2 separate regions of the Mus musculus genome follow, and region 2 is linked to region 1. Evidence: chromatin loops called from intact Hi-C (ENCODE). Cell type or tissue: left cerebral cortex. All regions are shown on one strand. Each heading gives the region's core, and the rest is flanking DNA. Links, peaks and the distances in the headings are about the cores only.

Region 1 (5,479 bases), core at 1,620-4,119:
TTTCACCTTCCTGGCTAGAATTACCCAAAAATATTTTATTATTTTTGAGACTATTGTGAGAGTTGTTTCCCTGAATTCTTTCTCAGTTTGTTAGTCATTCGTATATAGGAAGGCTATTGATTTTTGTGTATTGATTTTGTATCCTGCTGTTTTTCTGAACGTGTTTATCAGCCCTATAGAGCTTTCTGGTAGAATTTTTAGGGTCATTTATGTATAATAAATACTATCATACCATCGTCAACTAAAGATAGCTGGACTTCTTCCCTTCCCATGTGTATATACTCTCTTGATCTTCTTCAGTTGTCTTATTGCTTTAGCTAAGACTTGAAGTACTGTATTGAATAGGTATGGAGAGAACAGACAGCATTCTCTTATTCCCTCTTTTCCTTTACATGGATGTTGGCTGTGGGCTTGTTGTAAATCACCCCTGTTATACTGACATGTATTCCTTGTATCCCAAATCGACCTGGGACTTTTATTATGAAGGGGAGTCAGGGATATCCCATAGTGTTCAGCCTTTGCAGGTATAATAGAGTTCTCAAACTGAGTTGAGAAGGGCTATAAGTGGGGGGAGGGGAGGCAGGGAGCAGTTAAACACGCAACACAAGGATTTCTTACTATACTATTAACTATCAAGGGCAACAGCCTACTAGATAAATAACATGATACTTCATACAGTGGAGCATGTAGAAACGAAAGCATCTTGCAATCTGTATATTAATATTGATGTGGCAAATTTACTGAAATAATGGAAGTGGCTTTTAAGAAGCACTGAGGCTAAAACCATATTCATGTGAAAATTAAAAACTGACTTTCATTTGCATAGGGAAACTGAAATAGAACAAGACCACATGGTCTCCTGTCCTCATAGGGAATTTCTAGAAATCTTTATTATTAATAGGGGAAATTGTATTAGTAGAAAGTCAAAATTAGTAGAAAAAGTAAAACTCAGTGTCTGTGTCTTGGGTCTCTTGAGGTTGCAGTGTCAGGACACTGTCGTATTGAGGAGAGGGGATGATGTTTCCTGCCGGGAGGTTACAGTAGCACCAAGAGGACCTTGCTACAGTCGTCAGCACCTGCTGCCCTTGCTGTACAGGAAACCAGGAGAGGCAGATGGAGAAAGATGCAGAAGACCCACTGGTCTCCCTGCCCTGTGTACTATGAGAAGGTTCCCCTCCCTCTGAAATACAGATCCGCAGTGCTTCAAAACCACCGGTCCATCCGGTCCATGGTGCAAATGGTTACTCTGCCCCTGATGGTTGCTCTGCCCTTGATCTGTCTCATCTCATGGTTTCTCAGCTCTGATGCTTAAAGATGTACTGAGTTTCAAGTGCACCACATCAGATTAGCACTCTTAATTGATGGCTTTAAATACAGCCCTCCCCAAGCCTAGAGACTTAAAACCAAAACCAAAACCAAAACCAAAACCAAAACCAAAACCAAAACCAAACAAAAAACCCAACAGTTTTGTGGCATCTATTTTCAAGTGCTGGGAGGCAGTTCTGAATCCAAAATGTACTATCAGGTTCTGAAAGATTGATAGACGTATGATCTGGCTGCCCAGTGAAATGAGTGCCTGACATGGATTTGTTTTGTCCTTTCAAGGGAGTGAGAAAAATCGAGCCTGGATTGTATGAACAATTTATCGACCACAGATTTGGAGAAGAACTATTGTACCAGATAGATCTCTGCTCCATGCTGAAGAAAAAACAGAGCAATGGTTATTACCACTGTGAGTCTTCCATCGTGATCGGTGAGTTCTGTTGAGAACATCGTTCAGTACAGTTATTCATTATTTCTTGACATCACTTCTAAAATAAATATTTCAGGTTACTTGTGTACTTTTCAATTCACTGCAGGTTTTGTTTGTTTGCTTTGTGGTTGTTGCTGTTTTGTAACACCGCAGCGGAAAAAGTGGAGAGAACTTTTCTCTCCGCCTCTTAGGTCTTGAAATGTCCATGGAAATTTGTTCCAGTTTAATTTTATTTCATGGGCATAAAGAAAACACATTCTTCAGGGCGCATCACGTGGCCACACTGCTCCCCAGCTGGCCTTAGCATGGTAGCTGCTATTAATAATGGCTAGTGACCGGCTCCGGAAATTTCACTACGGGAAGAAGAAGTATAGGTGGCCTGTGACAGTCAAGACTTTGTTGCTTCTCTAAAGAAAACATACTTGAGGGGAAGCCAAGACCCACACAGAGATGGCTCGGTGCTCATGCGTGAAGGCTCCTGCAGGGTTCGATGAGACCAACCCGTTAGTTCCCAGGAGGAAAGTGTGTACACAGGAAGAAACTTCCCTTAAGCAGGCAGCTGCCATCACCTGCCTTCTGGAAGGTGGGTACGTTTCGCAGGAGCCTGCCCTGTGGGACTCAGCTGTACTGTTTCTAGCGAGACACCACTGCCAAGAAGTGAACTTGAAGACAACCTGATTTACATGCCTTTAAAGTAACATGAAGATATATATATATATACACATTTGTAAATATTTCAAGTTCTTCGGCCAAAGTGATTTCTCACCATCTCAATTAAAAGGATCTATTTGTATCCTAAAAGAACCATCATATAACTGAAGTTTATCGAAGGTTTTTAAAAAAATGTTCAAGAGGCAATTTTATTTTCGAGTCCTCGTTACAGAGTGTGACAGACATCATCACCCCAAAGGTCCGTTTTAAACTGAAGATTTAAAGTGGAGTTTGAGTTTTGAGTTTCACATCTGAAACCCTCCTCCTATTTCAAGGAGGATGTTCATGCTTTCAGAACCCGAGCAGGGGCCCTCTTCTGTCAGGTTCAGCTGACTTTCACACAGAGGGGCGATGCAGATCCTCTGTGCAGTGTGGATTTTGGCGAGTTTTCCAGGTTCCACTGTAACTAGGTTAGAGCAACCTCAAAAGGGGGTGTGGAGCTTCATTCGCTTCCAGCTGATTAAGACAATGAAAAGGTCGGATTTTATGGAAGATCCTGAAATTTGCATTATAAAACCTATTGTGTACATCCGACCAGTGGCCAGCAGGGGGCTCTGTTCCACCAGCTCCAGCAGGTTTTCTGCATTCCTGTTCTTTTGCAGGCTGGTCATCACATTTCCTCCACTGTAGAGAGTGTTTATCCATCCTCCATCTTCTACTGCAGAGTGACCGTTTCATCTGCCCTGACCAATTCTGATTTTTTTGTACCATTTAACATTTAAACTGTATTTTGTTTATTACGGATACTTTATTTTTTTCTACCTATCTCGTTTAATTATGACAATATGACTTTTAAAATGATGCCTCCTTCTAACGTAATTTATTATAATTAAGTGTAATCTAAACTGGAGTTGCCCCCTTTTCTTTGCGTCTATGCCTGCATAGAGGCCTGGGTCTCTCCTCTGTTACTCTCCACCCTGTTTTTGAGGCAGTGTGAGGCTGGAGCTCACTGGTTGTAGAGTGGCTGCTGAGCGACCCACCTGGATCCTCCTGTGTCTCCTTCCGCAGCTGGGTTTGCAGACGCTCTCTACCACGTCTGGCTTTCTGGTGGGTGTTGGGAGTTGCAAGTAAGGTCTTCATACTTGCTACTTAGCACACTTAGATCTTCCCAGCCCAGATCTGCTATGCATCTCTATAGCATCATTGCTATTCAGATAAAGAGTAGCATGGAAATCTGGGCGTTAAAACTGTGAAGCAGGGATTGGATTTTAGGAATATATTATTGCGCTAAAGATCTTTGGCTATTCCTCCAGCTTGGTAAGTGTGTACTAGAGATTACACATTGGCAGCCCTACCTTCTGTATTTGATTAACAAAGAGCTTTGATGATTTGTTTCATAATTTGAGCACTTATTATAGTTTGAAGATAAAAGTCTCTTATTGGGGTGTGTGTGTGTGTGTGTGTGTGTGTGTGTGTGTATGTGTGTGTGTTTGAATACCTGATCCCCAGCTGGTGGCACCACTTGCGAACACTATGTGACCTTTTGGACAGTGGCTCTCATCCTTCCTATTGCTGTGACTCTTAATTCAGTTCCTCATGTTGTGGTGAGCCCCCACCACCATTATTTATAACTGCAATTCTGCTACTATTTATTATGAATCATAATGTAAAAGCCTATGTTTTCTGATGGTCTTGAGTGTCCCCCCCATGAAAGGGTGGTTAGACCCCTAAGGAATCCATGACCCACTGGTTGAGAACCACTGCTTTAGAAAGAATGGCCTGGATGGAGAAGGTAGATGGCTAGGGATGGAATTTGAGGATCTCTGCTTCCCGATGTGCAGGAATATGAGCAAGCCCCCATAGCCATGCTCTGCTGCCAGCCTTCCTGTGTAGGGAGTGTAGCCCCATCTGTGAGTTAAAGCAAGCTTTCCTCGATCCCTGTTGTCTCCTTCTTACCACAGGGGGAATGGATATGCTCACCAATGTGGGATGATTTTATATTACAAACTTCAGATTTCTGCCTTCTTGTGAACACTCCCAATGTGGCTGTATGGTTCCAGTGTCCTTCGAACTACCTTCATTTCCTGCATGGAGTAGCAGGCTCACTCAAGTGTGTCTGAATATTCACCCTGCACACTGTACATTCTCACTGCGGCCATTTCTTCTCTGTGCCTTCCCATGGAGTAAGTGTTAGAGGAATTTGAGAAAATGTACTGTTGTCCCACCCAGGCAGTGAGACTCTGTCTTGAGGATGAAAGGAAATGCAAAGATCTGTGTAGAGTACCAGAGGGCTCGTAGCATTTGAGCTCGAGTAGTGCTAATAAAGTACTTTTTATTTTTAAAAACTGATTTTTTTGTTTTGTTTTTGTTTTTTTGAGACAGGGTTTTTCTGTATAGCTCTGGCTGTCCTGGAACTCACTCTGTACACCAGGCTGGCCTCGAACTCAGAAATCCGCCTGCCTCTGCCTCCCAAGTGCTGGGATTAAAGGTGTGTGCCACCATGCCCAGCCTCTGTTTTTGTTTTCAAGTGTATTCAGTTTTCATAGTTTATGCAGTTCTTTCTAGAAGGCCGCCTTATGAGAAGAACATTCTGCACTCTGCCTTATCCATAGTCCCCGTAGGTTTACAGCTTTCTCCCACAGAGTACAGGGAATGTTTTCAAATGTTAGAAAAGACACATTTGAGATGTCTCATAAGTAAAACTTGCGATGATGATATACCTATCTATCATTGAGCCCCTTAGAAACCTAACGTCATTTAGCAGCTAAAATTTGAATCTAGAAGAAGGAACCCAGTTTTCCTGATGTAGCCAGGGATGAGAATATAGCCCAAAACCCCTAGGACTGTGTGGGCACTTGACTTAGGCATTTCAGTAGTGCTCAGGCATCTCTTTTCCATTTCTATTTCCTTAGGGAAGGTAATTGACCCCTTTGTAAAGCTGATGAGCAGTTTAGGGTTTTCAAATACTGGTTTACTTTCAAGTGAGACATACTTTATAGGAAGCAGTGGTGAAATGGAAAGGTCTAGATGCCTTATTCCCAGAGCAGCGTATTTACTTATGACTTCTCAAAGCAG
Region 2 (5,479 bases), core at 988-3,487, 220 kb after region 1:
AAGGAAGCCATGAGTCTCTAAGACTGATATTATCAACCAAGGTTGAACTGTGTGGGAAGGACAAATTCTCATTATTCCACTTTTCATACAAACCAGACAAACTGGAGGAAAAAGAACCAGCAATAAATGACAGACAGCTCTAAACATTTAACATCTCAATAAAACTGCTTTCGTTATCTCTGTAGTCCTGGTTTATTTTCTAAATCGTATGGGTAACTCTTAAGGCATATACTAATCTGATTTATAAGATTGGGCTTATTTCAGAAAAAAAAATTATTTGTGTGTAGGCGGGGTGTTGGTATGAATGTGCCTTCAAAGTCCCAGGATCAGGCATAGGTTTCTGTGTGCTGGGTGACAGGTTCTTCTGTGCTCTACATGAGCACTCTACGTCTGCACCACCAGGCCCAAGAGTTTCACTTTTACTTGCCAAAATATTTCAAAGGACATTTTGTATCAGGAGGAAAAGTTTAGGGATGGCAGCAGTGGCTCTTAAGGTTGTGGGAATGGGTGCCTGGCTTCTCCTCTCCTGCTCCCCAATCGGCCACTGCCTCTCCCCAGGGCTTCAAGCATGACCACAAGATTTCAAGCTATACTAGGACCGAGCCTTCAAGGAAATTATTTCAGGAAAAATATATGAGAATTAAGAGCTTAATGGCGTTTTTTGAGTTCCATTTCCCCTTTAAAATCAACTTAAATATTCTCAGAAAAATGTAGAATTCCTACAGAGCTGGCGATGAAAATCCGCCCTTAGCCACATTTGCCTGTGTTGTACTTGGCAATGAGGTTTCCTCTTTTTGAGGTATATCAGGGAACTGAGGATCTAGGAGTGGGTTTGAGAGCTCATTTCAATCTCACCCTTTATAAAGATCCACCCCCAAACAGCGCTGCTCCGCGTTGGTTGAATAATTCACAAATGGACAGATGGAAGCAGGCTTAGAGAAACCGAAGGCGGCAGCACACAGGGCGCCACACTCACCCAGCCTTTTTCTCATTGTGGCTAAAACAACACAGAGAAAGATTTAACAAGGCAGCCCACTAATAGACCTTTTCTATGTGGATTTATTAAAAAACAAAAAGCAAAACAAAATAAACAACATCAAAAACCTCTTCTTAGTGACGTGTTATGATCTAGAATTGGATAAAACAGACAAAGAGTAAGATGGAGCCCAGGCGGTGCACCTCGAAGCCTTCCTGTGGCTTTGTCAATGGTTCTCGTTCTGTTTCTTTCTTCCTTTTTAAAAATTATAAAAACATGGTGATTGTTTTGCTCATTCAAAAGCAGGAACTGAAAAGTAGGGCTGAAGCCACCACTGCATTTTCCTGGGCCTGTCAGGCAGCCCCCCTGTGGAGCCTGGGGGCGCTGTGTGGGGCGCTGTGTGACTCTGCAAATTAAGCATCCTGTTAGCGCCCTGCGTCTCCATCTAATTTTCAGTGACCTTGTGAAAATTTCTTCAAGTGTCTGAGTTTGTGTTTGATTTTAAGGTGTGGAAAATAATATCAGCCTCCTACCAGGAAGGGACGGGAGTGATCCCAAATGAGTATTATTGAAAATGCACTGCTCACAAGGTGTGAAGGGTTGACTCAATGCAGGGTGACTAGATGGTGAGAAATCACACACACATACACACACACACACACACACACACACACACACACACACACACACACGGCGGGGAGGGGGTGGGAGGACTAGGACTGTTCTGTTACCAGGTTCGCACTGCACATTGGCTACAGCTTTAGAGGCACAGGCAGCTTTGCTGTGGTCTAAGAGCAGAAGTAACCCGCATTATCTTAAAGAAGCCAAGAGTTAACATTTGCACCATCAGACATTTTAGCAAGAATTTGGAAGGAATGTGGCTAAGAGAGTTTGGTTTGGCTTAAGCATCTCAAGGCCTCAGAAGCCGTTCAGTCCACCCCTTCCTCCTCCCTTAGCTATCTTCGTGGTTGCGGGAACCACACCCAAGGAGGGCTGCTCTCCCTCCCGGTGTATTGAACAGCGGCTCCAGACTCTCTTTCCATTCCTAGCCTGCGCCGTGGCTTAGCCCTGTCCTCTGCTGCAGCAGCGTCAATCTGCTCATTTTCCTGTCAGACAGACTTTTCAGAATTTGAAGCCAGAACTCCCATTTGGCTAGACTACTGTCTTTAAGAAACATTTTCACATCTACTTATTATACGGCCTGGTGCTGACTCAGTCTCACTACCAATGTCGTCTTCTTGTAACTCAAGCTTTCTTGTTATTGTTTCTCTTAAAGATATTGTTTTCACAGTGACTCGTGGCCCAAAGAGATGGGTCTAATAATTCAAAGTACAATGAAGTCTCTTTTACTTACCTCTTTGTCTTCTTTTCATTCCAGATGGCTTGAAGAACTAAAACTACATTTCCCAGATTGCTTTGCTGTGGATAAGATTCTGGGTAGGATTTACATTCGGCCACATAAAAATAACTCAGATAGGCCTTTGCTTCAAATGTTTTTATCCGAATAGAATAAAAAGCCTTTGACGGATTTTCAGTAGTGTTCCAGCTTTATATAGTACAGGGTTTAAACATAAGGCTAACCTCTCTCAATGAGATGGAACTTAGAATCATCTAATCATTAAAACAAAATAAACAAAACAAAACCTTCCTATGGCAAATGGGCTACATCAAACTAGAAAAATAATTTAGGAAGAAATCTTTTTTTCAATTTTTCATCTTGAACATATTTTTCTTAATATATGTTTTATATTTTTCAATAGATTAATATACAGAATGTGGTAGTTTATGTTGATTGTTAACTTAATTGGCTAAGCAATACCTAAGAAATCAGTAAATCACTTGTTATATCTATGTAGGCCTTTCCAGAGATGATTGGCATGTAGGATGGCAACTGAGGAAAAAGAGCTACCCTGTATATGGGTGTACTGGCTAGTTTTGTGTCAACTTGACACAGCTGGAGTTATCACAGAGAAAGGAGCTTCAGTTGAGGAAATGCCTCCATGAGATCCAACTGTAAGGCATTTTCTCAATTAGTGATCAAGGGGGAAAGGCCCCTTGTGGGTGGGACCATCTCTGGGCTGGTAGTCTTGGGTTCTATAAGAGAGCAGGCTGAGCAAGCCAAGGGAGGCAAGCCAGCTTTATATAGTACAGGGTTTAAACATAAGATGTAAAGAACATCCCTCCATGGCCTCTGCATCGGCTCCTGCTTTCTGACCTGCTTGAGTTCCAGTCCTGACTTCCTTGGTGATGAACAGCAGTATGGAAGTGTAAGCCGAATAAACCCTTTCCTCCCCAACTTGCTTCTTGGTCATGATGTTTGTGCAGGAATAGAAACCCTGACTAAGACAATGGGCAATGCCTCCAAAAATGGGAGAGGCCTAGATAGAACCAAAGAGGAGGCAGTAGGAAGCCCACTGGTGTGCCTGACCCCCTCTTTCCTCTTGTGGTTTCTAAGATGCTAAACTCCGTTCCCCACCCAGACCTGTCTGTAATAACTTCTTTCAGCCCCAACTTACTTACAGTTCATTTGTTTCTCAAACTCAGGATCCAGAGCAGGCTGCCCTAGAACTCTCAGCAGCTCTTCTGACTCATCTCTCCGAGTGCTGGGACCATAGACATGAGCCACAACCCAGAGCTTATCCCTGCCTTCAAATCTAGGCTTCTTATGTGGAGCTCTGATTTCCACACTCCATTGTTCTGGACTCAAGCTACAAAGCTCTCTGTGACTGCAGGTTCCACTGGTTGGTCTGCATATTCAACCAACTGCAGACAGAAAGTTTGCCCAACGGAGTCTGAAACGTCCAAAATAAAATCTTGAATTTCATACACACACACACACACACACACACACACACACACACACACACACACCAAAGAATAATTTTAAAGGTAATCCTATGTATTTAAAATAGGCAGTGTAATATTTGGATCTATCTATCTATGTATTTATCTAATTGATCTAATCTGTCTATCTTCTACCTTTCTACCTAATATATCTATCATCAAATCACCTATCTATATCTATCTACTACTATATCATCTATATATCTCACAACCAAGTTAGCTAACATAAATCTATCTCCTTCTTAGTTACCTTCGGTATGTATACATGTTAAAATAGCCTCTATTCTTTGTGCAAACTTCTAGTACATCAACACACTATTATCACCATGGTACACATTAGTTTTTCAGAACCTATTTTTAATGGAAAGTGCTCTTGACCCACAGCTGCCATCTCTAAAGAGAGGAAACAGAAAGTCAGCTTGCAATATAAAAACAAAATGACTTCACTTATGAAAACCTTTATGGGGTCAGCAAAGCACAGATTAGAAACTGGACAGTCAGTGAAATGGTGACAAGTCTGTGATTTCAGGCCACCAGAGAGTGCTTCCCTCTGGCAAAGGAGCACACTGTCAAGATGTTTCTAAATGCACCCTGAAGGGAGGTCTGCACTGTGACTTTTGTGAGGATGCCGTGTAATCACAGCATTGTGCAGCCTCCAGCTTCCTTGGACACCAAATCCACTCTGCTGTGTTCTGCATCTCCTCTGCTCTCTGGGAACTGGACCAATGCCAGGGTGTAAGTCACCGGAGTTCACTCCTGCTCATCAAAGGACCTTTACTCCATACTTTGTTCCTTGTAGTTAAGTGGCATTTTCTTTCTTTGGAACTCAAAGTAGCAAGACACTCTTTTTGGATGCCCTTTCCTCCTTTGAACATATATTTTTTTGCAGTGCTCGTGATCCTACTCAGGGATCGCTGCATGCTAGGAAAATGCTGTGCTGCTGATCTGCCCTTTGGGATTCTCTTAGCTTGCTATCTTTGTCTATACAATCCTATATTTCCTTTGTTAGAACGGCTAAAAATGTCACTTTGTAGATTCTTCAGTCCCTTAAGATAAAACGGCCTCTTTCTATAGATATGATTCTCTAGTGCTGGTCAGAAAAGCATGCTTAGATTCTACCTCGGCAGCCCTCCAGAGCTACTCAGACTCAACCAAACCAGAAATCTAAGCACGCCTACATTGGACACTGAGTTAGGGTTTCCATTGCTATGGAGAGACATCATGACCAAGCCAACTCTTATAAAGGAAAACATTGAATTAGGGCTGCTTACAGTTTCAGAGGTTCAGTCCATTATCATCATGGCAGAAAACATGGCAACATGCAGGCAGTCATGGTGCAGGAGGTGCTAAGAGTTCTACATCTTGTTCCAAAGACAACGAGGAGAAGACTAACTTCCAGGCAGCTATGAAGAGGATCATATTGCCCACCCATACAGTGACACACTTCTTCGAACAAAGCCACACCTATCCAAACAAGGCCACACCTCCTAATAGTGCTACTCCCTGGGCTATGCACATTTAAACCACCACAGACACAGCTTAGCCACAAGTTAGGTTCAGACTACAACCTGATTGTTTGAACTTCAGTCTTAGATTGGAGGAAATCTTGGAAATGAATGAAGACATACCCATAAGGGGCCGAGTTTGCTGAGGTCACAC

What was found. Hi-C counts contacts between places; a loop is a spot of excess contacts. Peaks named below come from ENCODE experiments on the same cell type or tissue, not always from the same donor. Only the 100,000 strongest peaks of a DNase experiment are listed, where the experiment ranks them.
Region 2: a loop joins it to region 1, with 2.7 times the contacts of the local background. A loop is called at or near these places in 1 of 42 quality-filtered maps.

What each region holds. Positions count from the first base shown.
Region 1 is chr10:25,216,885-25,222,363 of GRCm38, reverse strand. Akap7 (A kinase (PRKA) anchor protein 7) reads left to right here. Exons shown (of 8, transcript NM_001379238.1): 7 at 1,606-1,753. Among named protein-coding and RNA genes, the nearest start is that of Gm25016, 47 kb to the left of the region's middle. In left cerebral cortex, for the core only: a CTCF peak has its summit at 3,013 (motif pointing right); DNase peaks (open chromatin) are centred at 3,019 and 3,461.
Region 2 is chr10:24,996,910-25,002,388 of GRCm38, reverse strand. Gm47715 (a long non-coding RNA gene) reads right to left here and starts at 2,362. Exons shown (of 5, transcript XR_001779744.1): 1 at 2,331-2,362. In left cerebral cortex, for the core only: no CTCF peak of the experiment used is centred there; DNase peaks (open chromatin) are centred at 1,726, 1,970, 2,203 and 2,335; H3K4me3 peaks cover 423 bases; H3K27ac peaks cover 1,459 bases.